Regions from separate parts of the Mus musculus genome. Here region 1 is linked to region 2. Evidence: chromatin loops called from intact Hi-C (ENCODE). Cell type or tissue: heart. All regions are shown on one strand. Each heading gives the region's core, and the rest is flanking DNA. Links, peaks and the distances in the headings are about the cores only. Region 1 holds the start of Trmt5 (TRM5 tRNA methyltransferase 5). Region 2 has its middle 7.3 kb from the start of Gm34016.

The links. Peaks named below come from ENCODE experiments on the same cell type or tissue, not always from the same donor. Only the 100,000 strongest peaks of a DNase experiment are listed, where the experiment ranks them.
Region 1: a loop joins it to region 2, with 4 times the contacts of the local background. A loop is called at or near these places in 3 of 42 quality-filtered maps.

The regions. Positions count from the first base shown.
Region 1 is chr12:73,282,399-73,291,123 of GRCm38, reverse strand. It overlaps Trmt5 (TRM5 tRNA methyltransferase 5), which reads left to right and starts at 4,413. Exons shown (of 5, transcript NM_029580.3): 1 at 4,413-4,440; 2 at 5,849-6,489; 3 at 8,388-8,512. The coding sequence starts at 4,436. Slc38a6 (solute carrier family 38, member 6) reads right to left here and starts at 4,276. Exons shown (of 16, transcript NM_001037717.3): 1 at 4,092-4,276; 2 at 2,601-2,731. The coding sequence starts at 4,199. In heart, for the core only: no CTCF peak of the experiment used is centred there; DNase peaks (open chromatin) are centred at 3,313 and 4,283; H3K4me3 peaks cover 2,330 bases; H3K27ac peaks cover 2,091 bases.
Region 2 is chr12:73,512,234-73,520,958 of GRCm38, reverse strand. No RefSeq gene overlaps it. Among named protein-coding and RNA genes, the nearest start is that of Gm34016, 7.3 kb to the right of the region's middle. In heart, for the core only: a CTCF peak has its summit at 3,440 (motif pointing right); a DNase peak (open chromatin) is centred at 3,458; H3K4me3 peaks cover 417 bases; H3K27me3 peaks cover 709 bases.

The DNA.
Region 1 (8,725 bases), core at 244-8,243, 230 kb after region 2:
TGTGATTCATGAAAACAGCCCTCACAGGCTCACACCAGGCTCACTGAATGCTTGATTAGCAGCGGGTGACCAAATCAGGAAAGGTTTGGAGGTATTGCTTGTTCAGTGCCTCCTGCAGGTGATCAGGAATGTATGCTCCCAGCTACTGCTCGGTGCCATGCCTGCCTGTCTGCAGCCTACCACACTCCCCAGCTACCCTGACCAGCATGATGACAATGCTTACCCTCTGACACTGTAAGCAAGCCCCCATTTAAAGTGCTTTCTTCTATAAGCTGCCTTGGTCATGCTGTGTAGTCACAGCAATAGAACAGTACTAAGACACTGGCCCATGACTAACTCTTGAAAATAAATAAGCCCAGAACATAATGTTGGGCTCCAGGCGTTAAAGAAGTCTTATTTAGCAGCCTAAGACAGGAGAAGGATATTTTATTTGCACCTAAAAAAATTGCTTTTAACTTGCCTGACTGATAAGTTTTGATTCACATTGGCCAGCCTGACACAAATGAGCTTGAACTTTTTAAAATCATAAATCAATTGTAGATCAAGTGTGTAGTGGCTATTCCTGGTTGTCAACTTGACAATATTTGGAATAAACTACAATCCGGAATTGGAAGGCTCAGCAGTGACCCTTATCTGGAGGCTTGGAGATCCTTATCTGGATCTTGGTTTGAAGATCTTGAGCCATAGTGGCTATGGATTCCAGAAGATTGAATCTCCGAGTTTAAGGAACACACCTTTAATCTGGGCTCCACCTTCTGCTGGAGACAATATAAGGACATTGGAAGAAGGGAGTCTAGCTCTTGCTCTTGCTCCTTCGCCTGCTTGCTGCGTGAGACTGAGTAACTGCTAGATCCTTGGACTTCCATTCACAGCTGCGACTGAACCATTGTTGGGAATTGGGCTGCCGACTGTAAGTCATCAATAAATTCCTTTACTATCTAGAGACTGTCCATAAGTTTTGTGACTCTAGAGAACCCTGACTAATACAAAGTGGTTTTTTTTTTTTTTTAGATTAGCCACATTTTTAGATTAATAAAAATCAACATCAGTCCTGTATTGCACAGTGATATCTGGGTTAACAATGAAGTCTCAGAGACAACATGGCTGTCCTCGTGTCATAGGGAACACATTATTCATGCTCACGGTGAAGCTGGGGAAAGCAGACTACTGCATTGCCAATCATATAATCATGAACGCAACACGTGCTTTTACATCTAGTACTGAATATCCACTAAGAAGAAGTAATACAATCCTCGGTTCCTGTATTTATTATACTATCATACTGTATTCTTTTAAAAAATCATGATTTTAGGGCACACTTTTTTTATTGTTGTGGCTGTTGGTTTGTTTGTTTTTTGAAGCAGGGTCTCACTTGAACTTATATGGCTGAGGAAGACCCTGAATTCCCCGATCTTCCTGTCTCTACCTCCCAACTACCAGGACCAGTCCTTCAGGGGCTTCAGAAAAGGCTTTGTTGTCACAGGCAAGGAGGCTGCAGCTGTGTCCTGCTCCCGAAACACCTCCCCATGAGCAAGGTGTGTAAACTGATCCTGGCTCTCGGGTAGTAAGTGTGCTTATGTCTGAGTTTTAAAGAAAAAGTTGGAAAAGGAAAATACGAGAATAAGAGTAGATTAAATTTAAAAAGCTTATGTAATAAGGACATATAGAAAGAAAAGTTTTATATGGTATATGGTGTATTTGTTTTTTAGGCTATTATAACAAGAATCAAAACATTGAAAAACAAAACACAAGGCCCTTAAAACGACTTCTCCAGTTCCTCTCAGCACGACGTCCAATCCAGGAACAGGTTTCTTCTTTCACTGGATCTTTTTTGCATGTGTTGATAAACAAATACGATTACATTACAACTGCTGCGGCATTTACTATACTAGCACGTGGACTGCACTATATTAGGTGATTTTTTTAGCCTATGAGCAACAGGCAATACTGTATAGATGTGTAGAAGGTTTTACCATCTAGGTTTGTTTAAGTATACTCTATAAGGATCACCCAGGAACGAAAAAGCATTGCCGCACTTCAGAACTATTAGCCATGGCTACTCCACTTGGTACCCTCTCCCCCTTTTAGTTAAACAATAACAATTCCTAAAGTAACTTGTTTTCTAGATCCTTACCCACTGTGCCCTATGGACCCCAGTCATGTCTGACCAGGAAAGCTGCTTATCTATCACATGACATCCTAACCACTTACCTTATCTCCAAAGCTTCCCCTAGCAACAACCTGCCCAAAAGGGACAATGCTCAGTGGCCTTCCCTTTCTTTTTTGTGCCCTATAAGCCCTTGGGTTCTGATTCTTACACCAGAGCCCCGCTTTGCTGGTGCTGTTTTAAAGCCCACGCTATCTTAGAGCCCCGGGGTTCCTTTCTTGAGGTTCCTACATGAATGCCCACCCCCTCAAGCCATGCATGACTGTAGGGAGCATTCCTCCAAAGCACAGAACTAGATAGGCACAAGGGGAACAAAACAGCATTAAAACCCCAGAAGTAATCCAACTAGAAATTGTAGACCGGTAACTTCTGGAATCAAAATTCCTTATCAAAATGGAACCGTGTGATGACAAAATATGGAAACAGGCCTCACCTAAATCCAAGGATACCCGTGTTAGCCATCACATACGCCAAACCAAGGATGCCGCTTCCCATGATGGCGTTCATCACGTTAAAGACGGAGAGACCAAAGGAAGCACCGGAGGATCCCTGCCTGTGAGGTTCCTGGAAACACACCATTTACCCACATTAAATGCCTGAGGAAGGAAGTTAAAGTGTGCTGAGCCATTCTACACACTTGAGGAATCGTGTGAACACTAATTAACCAGGACGTGGCTAGTTCTTTCGCCCATGTAACACAGGCTAGTCTCATTGGAGAAGAGGGGATCTCAATTGGGAGAATGCCCTAAAGAGACTGGCCAAGACACGGCCTGTTTTAGGTGGGGGCATCCCTGAGCAGGCAGGCCTTCCTGGGGATGAAGGAGAGCAAACTGAGCAAGCCAGTAGGGGCAAGTCAATATTTCCTCCGGGTCTCCCGTTTCAGTTTCTGCCTCCAGATTCCTGCCCTGACTTTCCTTCAAGACGGACTGTAGCTGTAAGATGAAATAAGCCCTTCCCTTCCCAAGTTGCTTTCCGTCATAGGAGTTATTACCCCAAGGAAAAGCACATTTGGACATAACACTTGTTCCTTTCCCTCCGTTCTGACCTATTGGTGCAACTCAAGGAAACGAGTCTTCCAGGAAAATTACTTCCTCCCATGCAGGGCCCAGCTGGCTTCAGTGGGAGCCACAGCCTTGTGACTTCAAGAGATCAAGATAGGGTGGAGACAGAGGAGGAACGGGCCTCAGTCACGTGCTTCCTGAAGAATCCCAGTGTCAGCATGGAACTTCTGTCCCTAACTCTTCTTCCTCAAGTACGAGGACCGCAATAAACTAACCTTTTGTTTATATGCCTAATGAATTAAGTCGATTAGCAGGAATATCTTACAGGGACAACATAAACCAAACCATCAGCTGTTACAGTCCAGGGATTCATAAAAAGTGGAGTGGCAGGACTGGAAAGCAGCTCTGAGTTAGGGAGTTTTTCTAGCATGCCCAAGGCCCTCCTAGGCTGGACATTCAAGACCGAAGAGGCTCCGGGGCCCCCGGGCACACACAGCCCACTACACCGGCTTTAGGTTAAGGACGAGCAATGTGCACATTACCAGAGACCTCTCCTCATCTTCACTTACAGGGACTTGAGTATTAAAGTGCCTATAGCTCATCTTTCCCTTGGCCCCATGATTAAATCCAGAAAAGAAACATCGTGTGATGTTCTTGCAAGACCTCACAAGGCTAGAGGAGACAGAGGCGACAATGACACAAAGCAATGGTGAGTCACAAAACCGAGGCTCATCCCGCTGGTGTTCCAAGCCTCTCACTATTGACTGAGTGCTCCATGCTGCTGCCACATTCCAAACTCGCCTGGGGTCAGTGGTTCGGGCCCCACCCCAGGGTCAGTCCCCTGCAGTCCAAGGCTCCTCTTGCAAGCCCTGAAAGATACCGAAGCGCACAGGAACCCAGCGCAGCCAGTAAAGCCCACTTACGTTGCTTAGCAACGGACTCCACTCGTCTGCAGCCACCGCCTCCTCTGGCTGCTGGGCAGAGACGTACCAGCCTGGCTCCGCTTGGATGCTGTGCCGGGACGCCTGCATGGTGCTCCGCGACCGACTGCTAAGTAAATCACGGAGCCGCTTCCCCTAACCCCAAGCGCCCCGGCTGAGCGGCTTCAGAGGCGGAGCTACGGGCTTGGCCCTTCCGGGCTCTCGTAGCAAATCGCGGGCCCGGAAGAGAGGTGCGAGTCCACAGGGTCGGACTCTACGCTGCCTTCGCGGCCAGCAGTGATGACGTCACCAGCCTCCGACGCCCTATTTCCGAGCTGCACCAGAGCATGAGGTGAGGGGTTCGGGTCTGAAGCCGGCCTCGGGTGACGCTGGCCCTGGAAAGGTGCAGCTGGTGAGGGGGCAGTAGTGTCCCGGGTGATGTAGAAAACCTGACGGTACCGCGGCGGGACTCGTGCTCTTCTTTCTTGCCCAATGAGCGCAAAAAGGCCACCAGGTCATTCATCTCCTTGTCCACCGGCCGCTAAGCCGAGGCCGGAGCCCTTGGGTAGGGGGCTGGTCAAATGCATGGTGAGGGCTGATGCACCCAGTGGTAGGATTGGATAGCATGAGAAGTGCCGGGATTAGGTTCCCATTACCACAAAAATCTTTTCATAGTTTAAACCACATATTACAGATGGAAAACGGACGCCTACATTTACTTCAAACAACACAGTAAAGCCTTGTCAAAATACTGAAGCTTTTAGTTATAGGCATGGCATATGGCAGTACACTATGATAGACATCCTAACAGTATACTAAGGTCATATGGGAAGGGACAAATCTCATGTATCCAGACCAACCTGGAGGATGACTTTAATTTCTGATCTGCTTTCTGAGTGCCTGCACCACTGTGCCCAGGCTATGTAGTGCTGAAAGCCCATGAATTTGCTTGTGCTTGCTAGGTACACTTCTAGCTAAACTGTATCCCCAGCTTTCAGGTCATTTTTAACCAAGCTTTTGTTTTTTTTTTTGTTTGTTTGTTTGTTTGTTTGTTTTTGAGGTCTGGTCTCAAATGCATCCCAGGCTGGCCTTGAACTTTTAATCCTCCTATTTCCTCATGCTGAGATTACAGGTAGGCACCACCATGCCTGATATTATGTGCTGTTAGGGATGACCCCAGGACCTCATGCGTGCTAGGCAAGCTTTCTACCAGTGAGCTACATTTTAAGACCTTAATGAACGTTTAAGCCTTGCCAAGCCACTTAGCAGCCACATAACTTTGGGTGATTAACTTACCCCTTAGCTTACAAACTTCATAACACAGCTTCTGATACAACAGCCCGTTGAATAAATAAAATAAGATCTCCTAAGAATATCCCAGTAAGTATTACCATTGGTGGCATCACATATAGTGATCATTTCATTTAGAGATGACCCTTAACTCAAATTTCATACTTCCTATTCTATGTGTATTCTGTCGAAATTTGTGAGCAGAGTTCTTTGGGTATAGGGAGATTGCTAGACCACTAATTTTTCTGTTATAGGGGCAAATAGACTGAAAATGCAAATGTATTATTTACCAGGGACAGTGATCATTCTAACCTGCAAGAGAGACTGCCCTCCCTTGCCATCCAAACCTTTTGTCAGCACTTGGCAGGTGACTTGAAAGATAATTTATATTTTCATCCTCAAAAGCCATTGTGAATGTGTTCACATGTAGCTTGATGGTGTTTGGTGTTTTGTTTTGTTATTTTCCCCAGAATCGTATGGAAGCTATTTGGATTCTCAAGAAGACTTTTGCAAGTGGAATGGTGTCACCCCAGTGAATCAATATTGTTGTTTACCCTGGTGCCGAGACTTAGGAAAGCGCCTTCTGTTTTCTTGTTGGGTCAAAGACAAGGACTCTCAACCATGCCAGAAATAGAAGCAAGTGTGAGAGATAGTGAATTATTTTCACCACCCTCTGACGTTCGAGGAATGAGAGAACTTGATAGAACAGCTTTTAAGAAGACAGTGTCCATCCCTGTGCTTAAAGCGAGGAAAGAAGTAGTCAACAGATTGATGCGAGCCCTCAGGAGAGTAGCCCTGCAGCGCCCGGGCATAAAGCGAGTGATTGAGGATCCCAAGGATGAAGACAGTAGGCTGATCATGTTGGACCCCTACAGGATGCTTACTGCTGATTCCTTTGACAAAGCAGAACTCGGAGTTTTAAAAGAACTTGATGTCAGCCCACAGTTATCCCAGTACAACTTGGAACTAACATATGAAAATTTTAAGTCAGAAGAAATTTTGAAAGCTGTGCTTCCTGAAGGTCAAGATGTAACCTCTGGATTCAGCAGGGTTGGGCATATTGCACACCTGAATCTCCGAGATCACCAGCTGCCCTTCAAGCATTTAATTGGTAGGTGGATTACAGTCAGATTCATACTCTAGAAAAAAAGTGACATTCTAGTTTTAGTGCTTAATTTTTTTATTTCAAAATGCTAACTTAAAGAAACAGGGTAAAAAAAAAAAAAGCAGGGTAGTTTAGTTTTTATTTGAAACCAAATCAGAAGCACCTTCCCCCTTTTTGAAAAACATTTTGGAATATCTTCTTTGTAGTCATAGTGTTGGCAGAGACTTTTGGGCCTACACACACACACACACACACATACTCTTACTCTCTCTCTCTCTCTCTCTCTCTCTCTCTCTCTCTCTCTCTCTCCAACCACTTTGTTATATTGAACAAAATCCTTTTGGTCCAAAAAGCCATTAGGCCTTTGGGACATTGGTCAGTACAAGGTTTTGAAATTTGGTGTTTCAGAGTCACATATACAATGCTAGTGACTTAGCTAGTAATTTAGCTAATTAAGCCTCTTCTTTATGGTAAACACTTTAAAACTTTCTTAAGTGCTCCTAGCCTTTTAGAAACTGCTATGTACACCCTACTATTGTAGCTCCAGGGAAACCCACAGCCTTTATTATTTGGATAGAAGGATAATCAAAATCACATTTTATATAAATACTTGGTATACATGCATTCTGTAGGTTACTCTTTTTAATACAGTAATTTTCAAAACATGTGGGAATTATTCCCAGCTTTAAAATGTAGCATTCAGTATTTTGCATCGATTGGACTTGATAATGCCCTTCTGCTTCCTCTCTCTTCATTGACAAAAGACATTAATACTGCACAGTGGGGACTCAGCTCAGGGTCATATGTGGGCTTTCATATAATACCCTAACTTAAAACTATGTTTCTCCTAAAATGGTGGTGGTGCATAAGGGTTAAAAGTGAAACATTTCTGGCTGGGGACATAGCTCAGCTGCCATACCAAGTCCAAAGCCCTACGGCTTTCCTATGGAATTATAGAAATGCTTTTAATGTTTTAAAATTTTATTTAAAACTAACTTTTATGTCTTAGAAGTAAGTGAAAGGCAACCCATCCATGAATATATGGGACACAAAGTTGGGTGGGTAGGGAAGTCGAGTGCATCTGGGAGGAGTTGGGGGAACAGGTTCATAGCTTCAAAAAGTTTTAATTGAGTTCAGATATGATAAGTAGAACACAATAAGGCAGCCATTGATTATTTTACATATTCTGAATTCTGATAATCTCATTGTATTTCATCAAATTTATATTCAGTACATTTTTCTAACTTAAAGATGAAGTTCTTTCTTTATGAAATGAGAACATAGATCTCTATAAAATTTCCAAGTGTTGACAAAAAGATAGAGACTTAATTAAAGATTTTAACAGTAAGTCATTTCTGATGTATATTATTGTCTTTGTAGCCTTTCTGCTAGGATAAATGTTTGACTAAATGACCAATTTAAGTAGAAGAACATTTTTAATTTAGGTCAGCCTCTGAAGAACCTTTGTCTCCTTGGCTGTAAACATTGCTTGCTGATACACATCCCTAAACTGTAGGCATGTGCTTCAGACCCACAGCAAAAGAAACCTTTGGTGTGAAGCCAGCAGAACAAGCATATGGCTTTCTTCGCTTTCTAGCGTTTCTGGGGCCATTTGTTGTCAGGGTCTTCACAGCTTCTCATTCCATTGTCAGTTTCATATGGTCGACCCTTTTGCTTCTATTTGAATAAGTTTAAAGAAAATGAGGAAAAACAATAGACCACAAGCCCTCAAAAATTTGCTTTAAAGATATCCATAAATTTTCTGTATGTACTTTAATTTTAGAATTGTGGGTAGAATTACACATACCGAGTACAGTTTTTATTTGTAAACCAAAAGAAAATGTAATTCGTTTATGTTAAATTGTTTAGTTTTCGTTTCACAGTCATGAATTTTCACCTTTTAGGCCAAGTTATGGTTGACAAAAACCCAGGAATCACCTCAGCAGTAAATAAAACCAGCAACATTGACAATACGTACCGAAATTTCCAAATGGAAGTGCTGTGTGGAGAGGAAAATATGCTGACCAAGGTACTGCCCTGTTTACCAATTCCAAGAGAACAGCAGGACTGATGCTTAGAATCAGGACAGGACATATTCATAATATGGCTGCAATGTAGTGTGCGACTCTGAGCAACTTATGCTCACAGAGACTATAAGAGGATTTGGTTGAATTCTGCTAAAATGATATATTGAAACAGTCCTTCATTAAAAAGTTTTTAGCTCTATGTATTGAAATAAATT
Region 2 (8,725 bases), core at 163-8,162:
CTGGGGAGATTTTTTACATTTCGACAGACCAACATAAACCCTGAATTAACGATTACAGAGCACTTCCCACATGGAAGATAAGTCTAGATGTGGGGTGATTTTAAAGAGAGCGCAAGCTCCCCATGTCATCACACAAACACCCCAAATTAACATTTGGGATTCAAAAAGCCAGTCAGATGTCACATGGATGAGTGTCACGCTCACGAGGTGGGTTCTTGAGGAACTCAGGTTTTGGTAGCATGTGGAGGAGTCGGGAAGGATTCACTGGAAGAGATGTTGGGAAATCAACCCTGAGAGCTTCCGGGTCAGCAACTGGGATGTCAACGACTCTGCTCAGGGAGGTCATGGCCAGAAATAAAGAGATCCGAAATAAAAAGAGATGTCCTTTTGGGATGATCAGTCCGGAAGCCTGTCGAACCTTCCAGTGCTGCTTCGCTCCGATAAGCTCACTGTCTTGGGTGGAATTTCTGGCTGGCAAGCACTCATATGAACTATGAAACCGTGTTTTTGCAAGATGCCCAGACTTTAAAATGACAAAGAAAATATGACAAGCCCATGAAATGATCACAGTCCCTTCAAATCCATGGGTGTCTGAAACAGGATCCCAGACTCTCCCACTTAAACCTCTTCCAGGGGCAGACTAACAGCAACTTAGACGCAATAAGCCACAATTAGTGTTTTAACATGAAAAAGGTCCTCCAACGGGTAATAACCCCTAAGACCATTAAAGACATCGTCTTGAGAGGGCGACTTTGTTCACTCTGGGATATCACGTTATCAGAGAATTGGGCCCTCTCCAACATGTCACCCAAGCCTTCGAGGTCTAGACCAGGTGAGGGGACTGGGTTTGAAACTGATCCAGTGGGACTGTCCCTTTTAAGTAGCGGCTTTCATGAAGCAGCCGGTATTTATATGTTATTATGAGATAATACCCTTACCTCACCAGGCTGGTGTGATAATTAATTAATGTTTGCCAAATACTTTGAGCTCTGTAGATGAAAGGCGGTGGGAACAGTAAGTGGTGGTCTTAGTCTCATCTGTATTTGAATTTGCCTGTTACGAAACAGCTCTCTCTCTCTCTCTTTCTCTCTCTCTCTCTCTCTCTCTTCCAGATAATCATATTTTTGCTTTGGGGAGAAAAGGTCAAAAACTGCCTTATCCCACAAAGGGCAGGTGTGATATCTAGGGTGTGATCAAAAGAATAGACTGAAGCACAGGCTTCTCTTCAAAGGAATGCATCCCATCTCTCAAGGCCTCTCCTGGCAGTGTCAAGTTCAATCCCGCTGAGATATGACCAGCAGTAAAGGCAAGGAGCAGCTGGGTGTCGGTGTAGCATACGAAAAACAATCCGAAACTCTGTCAATTAGCTTCTCTGCCAAAGAGTGGTTTAAGTGAGGTCCACAACCTGCTTACTGAAGAGAAAAATGTTTCCTTAATCCTGCCCTGAGGTTCAAGGGCCATGATGGGAAGCCGGTGTTGCCAGGAGCTCGCTAAATTGGTTTGAGAGGAACAGAGTTTACTCTGCTGTATTGTAATCCTAGCGACTGCAGGGAGATGCCGTAGCCTTCGACGGGCTCTTCTGAGAGTATAAGATTCAAAGGAAGACAGAGCACTGCATACCTCAAGGTTCAAGGAGCAGAATTCTTCCCTCCATGCAGCACTCTTCCTGGTCAGAACTGTAGGTTAACTGGAGGTCTGTGTCTCCATTCTTTAGAGTCCACATAGCATCACCATAACAAAATACTTGACAAGCGACTTATCAAGATGTCCAGCCAACACTGGCTCTAGAGAACTGCCTGGAGGCTGCATCACTGCAGGGTATACAGTGGTGGTGAGAGACATCAGGCTTCCTTCTTTTACAACAATCCATTCCCAAGAACCCAAGAGGCCACACCTGATAACCTAAGGACCTTCCACAGACTCAACCTTAATGGTTCTTCTGTTCCTTTCCGAAACATTACCCAAGAGACCAAGCATGTCACTACCCGGGATCCTCGGGAAGTCCCTCAACCATGAGAGAAGTACAGAGTATTTCTCCCAGCACCGTCCAGGTGATGATACAGAGCTGGTGGGGTGAGGAAGCGGTGTTGCGCGGATATGTTAGAATGATAAACACAATGACCAAAAGCAGATTAGGAAGAGACCGGTCTACATCACAGTCCATCATCAGAGAAGCCTCGGCAGGAACTTAAAGGCAGGAACCTGGAGGCAGGAACAGGCACAGAGACCACAGAGGAGCACTGCTTACTGGCTTGTTCCTCCTGGCTTGCTCTCTTTTCTTTTACAACCCCGAACCACCTGCGCAAGGGTGGTACTGTCCACAGAGGTCTGGGTCCTTCCACATAAATCACCAATCATGAAAGCCCCAAAGGCTTGCCTATGGGCTAATCTGATAGGGGCATTTTCTCCGTCAAAGTCCCCTTTTCTCAGATGGCTAGCAGGGATGACCACCAGAGCACAGGGATGACCACCAACCAGAGCACAAGGGATGACCGCCAGTACCTGTCTCCACCAGCCAGGTTCCCTACGGATAGATAGCTGGCCATTCCCAGGATTTTCCAACCCCATCCTCTAGTAAATGTCGTATAGGCAGAGAAACCTTTAAAATGAACTTAAGTTTACTCATCCCCAAATTAAAGGCATGTCTACCAACGGCTCACCATTAATAATTCCCTCCCCCCAAATTCACACACGCTTTGGCAGCCTTCCAGCTTGTTTTTTTATGCAGTGGCATATCAAGATTTGAAAGGCAGAAATAATTTTTTTCAGGGAAAAGCTAATGGCTTCTTTGCCTGATTAGTTTGACCATTTTCTAGCCGCTCTTTTCAAAAGTATTCACAATGTTCTCCCCACAGCGAGCTAAGAATAAACATCCACATTCCTGGGCAATCAAGGAGGAAAGTTTGGCAAAGGGTGTGCCAATGTCTCTTTGAATGCGGTCGACCCCCACACTGACCTGAGTCAGATACAGTCAGATTCATCTTACCTCCAAGGAACTCTAACAGCGTGAGAGCCTGCCGCGGAACTCTAACAGCGTGAGAGCCTGCCGCGGAGCTCAGACTTGGCACAAGTGGGCCACACATTTTCCTGCTTGGGCTCGATCACCTTGGAGTTCCAGGAGGCAGGTAGATGGGAAAGAATCCATTAACTAATCAACAGCACTAGGCTGCCCTAGAACCTCTGTACACGGTGAGGCTCTCTGAAAAAAAAAAAAAAATCACTTACCAATAAGCTGTGGAAGTGGCGAACACGTAGCATATTTTGTTTCTACAAAGCTAAAAAGAGGTAAATTTACGCGTTTGATTTGAACTTCAAAGTAGTTTAGAAACAGAAATGAAAGTGTGTGTGTGTGTGTGTGTTTTCCCTCTGCCTCCACAAGCACCACACAAGCTTAGTCTTACTTTCTGGGTCAGTCTAGGGTGGTGCAAGTATGCCCCATTCTCCCAGCAGAGGTCGCTGTTGCCCACCATAATCTTCAAAGGCTCTTTTTTTTCCTTGTCCAGCTATTGCAGCGGCTTTAGACAGAGGCCACAGAGCCTTTAGAGATAGAGAAGAAAATAATCTATGGTTTGGGGAATAGGATCGCAATGTTGGGGAAATTGATACTTTAATAATGAGTCTGTGCCGAGTAGGCTTCAATCTGGATAAACTGGTCAGTGTTCCCTTTGTACAATGACAGCCTAGCTCCGTTCTCGTTAAACCTGCCCGGTCTTTCTCTCCTTTCTGAGTGTCACCGTCAACTGAGAAAATAGAGACAGGAAAGCCAAGCAGTGCATGCCGCCGCCCACCATCCATTCTCAACAGGATATTCATCACATTGTTGAGGGTGGCGTCTGTGACACAGCTAATCACCCAGTTGTGCTCCAAACTTGGGTGTCCCGGATGATTGTCTAACCTCAGTTGGGAGGTAGGCTTTAGTGGTAGCAGCTTCCTCCTTCAGGAGCTTAGCAAGTCCAATAGGTTGTAGGTTGTTCAGGTCTCTGCCTACATGCAATAGGTTCCCACCTCTACCCTCCGCATGGTATTCTGGGTAGCGGGCGGTCTGCCCTGACCAAGCGCTGATATGAGGCTGAGGAGACAGGTGTGGGATCTAACCCGGAGGGAGTTGACCGGCTGCACACTGAGCATGGCTGCATCCCCAGTGACATTAGAAATAAAACACTCCAGGGCTGGAAAGATGGCTCAATGGCTAAGACTCGAGCTTGATCCCCAGCACCCACAGAGCCTTTAACTCCAGCTCTAGGACGCCACCTTCTGGATCCTGTGGTCCACTAGCACATGCACACTGCGGACACGCACATAATTAAACATAAATAAGATAACTCAATTTTTTTATTTTTTTATTTCTATTTTTTTGGTTTTCCGAGACAGGGTTTCTCTGTATAGCCCTGGGTGTCCTGGAACTCACTCTGAAGACCTGGCTGGCCTTGAACTTAAAAATCCACCTGCCTCTGCCTCCCAAGTGCTGGAATTAAAAGCGTGCCCCATTACGTCTGGCAAGATAACTCAATTTTTGAACAAAGCATTTCTTTTTCGGTTTCTCTAGACCCATCCGGGGAGCCTGCCTTGGGCCCTGAGTTTCATTTCCAGCACTGAAAAATGTAGATAAAGTTGCCTTTGCTTGCTTTCTAACATGCTAGACAAAAGGAACAATAACAAAAAAAAAAAGCTTTGTTTTTCAGAACTGTTTAGGATTGAAGGATTGAAGGAAAAAGTAGGAAGCACAGAGGGTGTCTATATGCTCTCTGCACCCCGAAACCTGACCCATTTGTTACAACCTCCAAACCCACATAACTATCTGGCAAGGTCTATAGCTCACATTAGGGTTCCCTTTTTGTGCTTCACAGTCTGGACAAATGTATATGACCCGAGTCCCTCATTACTGTACTCCAGAGAACAGTTTCATTGCCCTAAAACCCTGTGCGCTCTGCTAGGTCATCCCCACTTCATCTCTAATCCCTGGCGACCACTGCTCACTGCCTCAGTGGTTTTGCTTTTCCCGAATGCCACAGAGTTAGAATTATACATCACGTGGCTTTCTCGGGCTGGCTTCCTTCCTTCTATCTTCCTGTATATCTGTTCATGGCTTGCTAGCCTGCACCTGTTTATTGTTGTTGTTATTATTATCATTATTATTATTATTATTATTATTATTATTATTATTATGTTATTATTTCATGGCTTGTATGTTTACTCACCTCCTGAAAGATATCTCAGTTGCTTCCCAATTGAGGAAATTATAAAGAGAGCTGCACCAGACATCTTCATGCGAGAGTGGGATTCAGTGGCTCACAACTGGTCAAAGAGCTGAGCAAAAACTGACCAGAGTTTTTGTTGCCCTAAAATCCTGTGTGCTCTGGCAATCCAGCCTTTCATCTCATTTAAGACAGCCTTTAAATGGACGTCTGTGTCAAGATCCCTCTGCAAGACTCAGAAGAATGTAAGAGTTTCAGAGTGAGGCAGAATGCTATGAAATGAAATCCCCTGTGGGTGATGTGGCCATTGCGCCTACAAACCCACTGTGGTCACCTGCACTACAGCACACCAAGATCAGCTCCAGCAGGCAGCGTCAACTGAACTCAATAGGTTAAAAATAAAAATAAGAAACAAATAAGTAAATAAATAAGTGGAAAGGATATGAGGTTGGGAGGGCGATGTGTCCTGGGGCTGTCTTGGAGGAGTATGACAGAGTCGGGGGTGGGGGTTGGGTAAGATCAAGGTACATTGTATACACATATGAACTTGTCAAAGAGTAAATGAAAGATATTCTAAAAGACTTCATGTGGATTTTAGTGTGAATGTAAATATCACATATAGCATAATGACTGCTGTATTTTGCCACCTCCAGTCACTAAGGTTGGGAACTGGGGTCTGAAAGGCCCCCAGGTCCCCCACTTTCTACATCCCCTTCTGGAAAAGAACTCTGTGACTGAGCTGCCACTGTCACAGGAGAAGACAGCATGCAGAGACTGCAGTCTCCGCTGGCTCCTCCTCAGCTGCTCACACAGGAGGGGACAGAGGTGGTTTTACTAGTGGTTTGTTCAGAATTAGAGCGAACCACACGCACTCACATATGCTCCCGATCATTCGGGGTTTCCAGTTACACATTGCCCAAATATATTGAATCACTGAGTCAGATGAGTCTCGACTTTATATTCTAGCAAAGAAGTTCTGTGCTGTGGAGGGGCAGTTCTGCTTGCTTGCTTTTCTTTCCTTCCTTCTTTCTTTCTTGCTTGCTTGCTTGCTGGGGATCAAAGTCCAGGCTAATCATAGGCTAATTAATCAACTGGGCTCCTCCATCCCCTGATGGTGATTTTGGTCCTCAGCATAGAATATTTGTCAAAGGGATTAGAACTCGGGAGGCACATCCCTACTGCTTCGGACGAGATGAACTTCCTCATTTTGATTCCTTAGACTGGGCCTCTGGTCATGGCACTGGTGGGTCAGGATGAAGGCTGAAGGATGCTGGCCACCTAGTGCCAGCTCTTCATTTGCCCTCTGCAGCTGGGGTGGCGACAGCCAATGGCTTCGTTTTGTTCATGCTACTCTGATTTTCCTACTCTTTCCTGGAATTAAAACAAAACAAAACAAAACAAAACAAAACTTGAAGCACGTAGTTTCCCAAAAGATAAACCAACCCTGGATGAGTTTGATGGTTGAGGTAGAATGTTGAATGTAGAAGTCTAAGTTTCCCAGTAACCCAAGAGGAGGAGAACTCCGACTGACGGTTGAGGCAGCGCAGTGGCTATGGTCGGACCATCATTACAGGAGTGCATTACATCATTACAGGAGTGCATTACATCATTACAGGAGTGCAGAGTCCCGAGAAAAGGCTTTGATGTGAGTTAAAAAGTAATGTCAGGGTATAGCTCAAGAATGAGGTGTAGGCGACTCGAATCATTAGCGTGCCCCTTGCTAAGAAATATACCCACAAGCAATGCAAGGCAGATCTGGAGCATCACGGCTATCCAAAGACATTTCTCACTAAAGACAGTAGCCTATATTTGGAAGCCACCCTAGAATTACAGAACCAAGGCTGCCTTTCAATGGTGACATTCTCAAAGGACCTGGACTGTGACTAACATACCTCCTCTCCTGGAGGGCCTCTGGAAGCTTCCAGAAATCAGAAACTGAGACTGACTTTGCCCATCGGTGCCTTCTAGCCACTCCAACAAGAATCCTTTAATCAGTCAGCTTTCAAGAGTCAGTGGCTTTTCATTTAAACAAATTCTCAAGGAACTGAAGTATACACAGAGCCCACAGCGGGACCGAGTAACCATAGATAAACATCTATGTCAGTTGTGTTTCTGTGGAGTTAGGGGAAGAATAACTTTCTTTTTTGGTGATTACAATTTGGTTTACTTATTTGGTTATTTTCAAATGCCAGCTCTCCTCGGATTCTGTACTGGGAGCAGAGGGCACGAGCCGCATCTCTGCCTTTACAGTGTTCCCCGTGGAAAACAGGTACAGGGCACTGCTGTACGGTGTAGGCTGTGCTGGAGGAGGTAAGCGTTGGGGGAACTCAGGGTCACAGCCCACGGTCATATGCCTGAGATACTTTCTCTGAACAGCGAGGAGTGCACACCTTCAGGATGGCACTGGAGCCACTGAGGTCAGAAAAGGGGATCTTGTGCCACAGAGGACGGGAGCAAAAATATCAGTGTGGATGGCACCTAAAGGAAAGGAGAAAGAAAACTGGGGGTGGGGGTGGGGGCTGCAGAAGCTACTGACAGTCAGCTTAGGGACTTTGAGATCAGTGGGAGAAGGGAGGTCACAGTAGGGTGTTAGCAGGGATTTTTTGGATAGAAGATTCTAGTGGTTACACAGCAACTCATAGCTCAGCGGGAGAAAGAACAGAAGCAAAGTGGGTTAGGAGACCCCATTACTGAGAATGCGCAACTTTGTAGCTACAGCTGCTTAACAAGGCCTCATGCGAGCATGCTCCTTTCAGCACAGAGGTATGGCCTGCGTTGAATGTGCTTACAACACACACACACACACACACACACACACACACCCCAGTGCACTCAGTCTTCTTCATGTTAGGAAGAAGGTCTGTACCTGGTGTGTAGCGGGTCTCACCTGGAGACCTTCTTCACACCACCAAGCATCTTTAAGACTAGAGACCATCAGCTTCCAGGCATGACTTGGGAAAGTGAGGAAGCCTCCCTCATCTCCTCCCTAAACCTTCTCATGACACCCTTTTAAACTAGGGCTCTTCCTTTCTCCATTTGTAACTATTAGGTTTGGATGCTGATGAGTCTGAGCAAGGTAACTGTCTAACATGGAATCATAGCCTGGGCTACTAATTTTCTGATTATTCTCAGACCCACCCGTTCTTTCCCATGACCTGTTCTTTGCCAGGAGGCCAATTGCCACCTCCACCAGCTAAACCATCTGCCTGATTCCTATGTGAGTCTCTCTTCAGTGCAGGGATGAGTCCAGATTCCCAGGTAGTGGCAGTCTTGGGTGCTCTCCTTGCCTATGCCTTCCCATTTAGCTCGCTAAGCAGCCCTTTCATTTATACAATGCTTCTCAGTGAACTTGCATGAGCGCACCCTACGTTCCTGCTCAGGTGGGACCTTTCCTGCATCTATACCATGATAAGGAAGATATGGAGCCCCTGTACATGAAGATCAAGAAAGAAGATTGAGAGAGAGGCAGAGACAGAGACAGAGAGAGGCAGAGACAGAGAGGCAGAGAGAGACAGAGAGAAACAGAAACA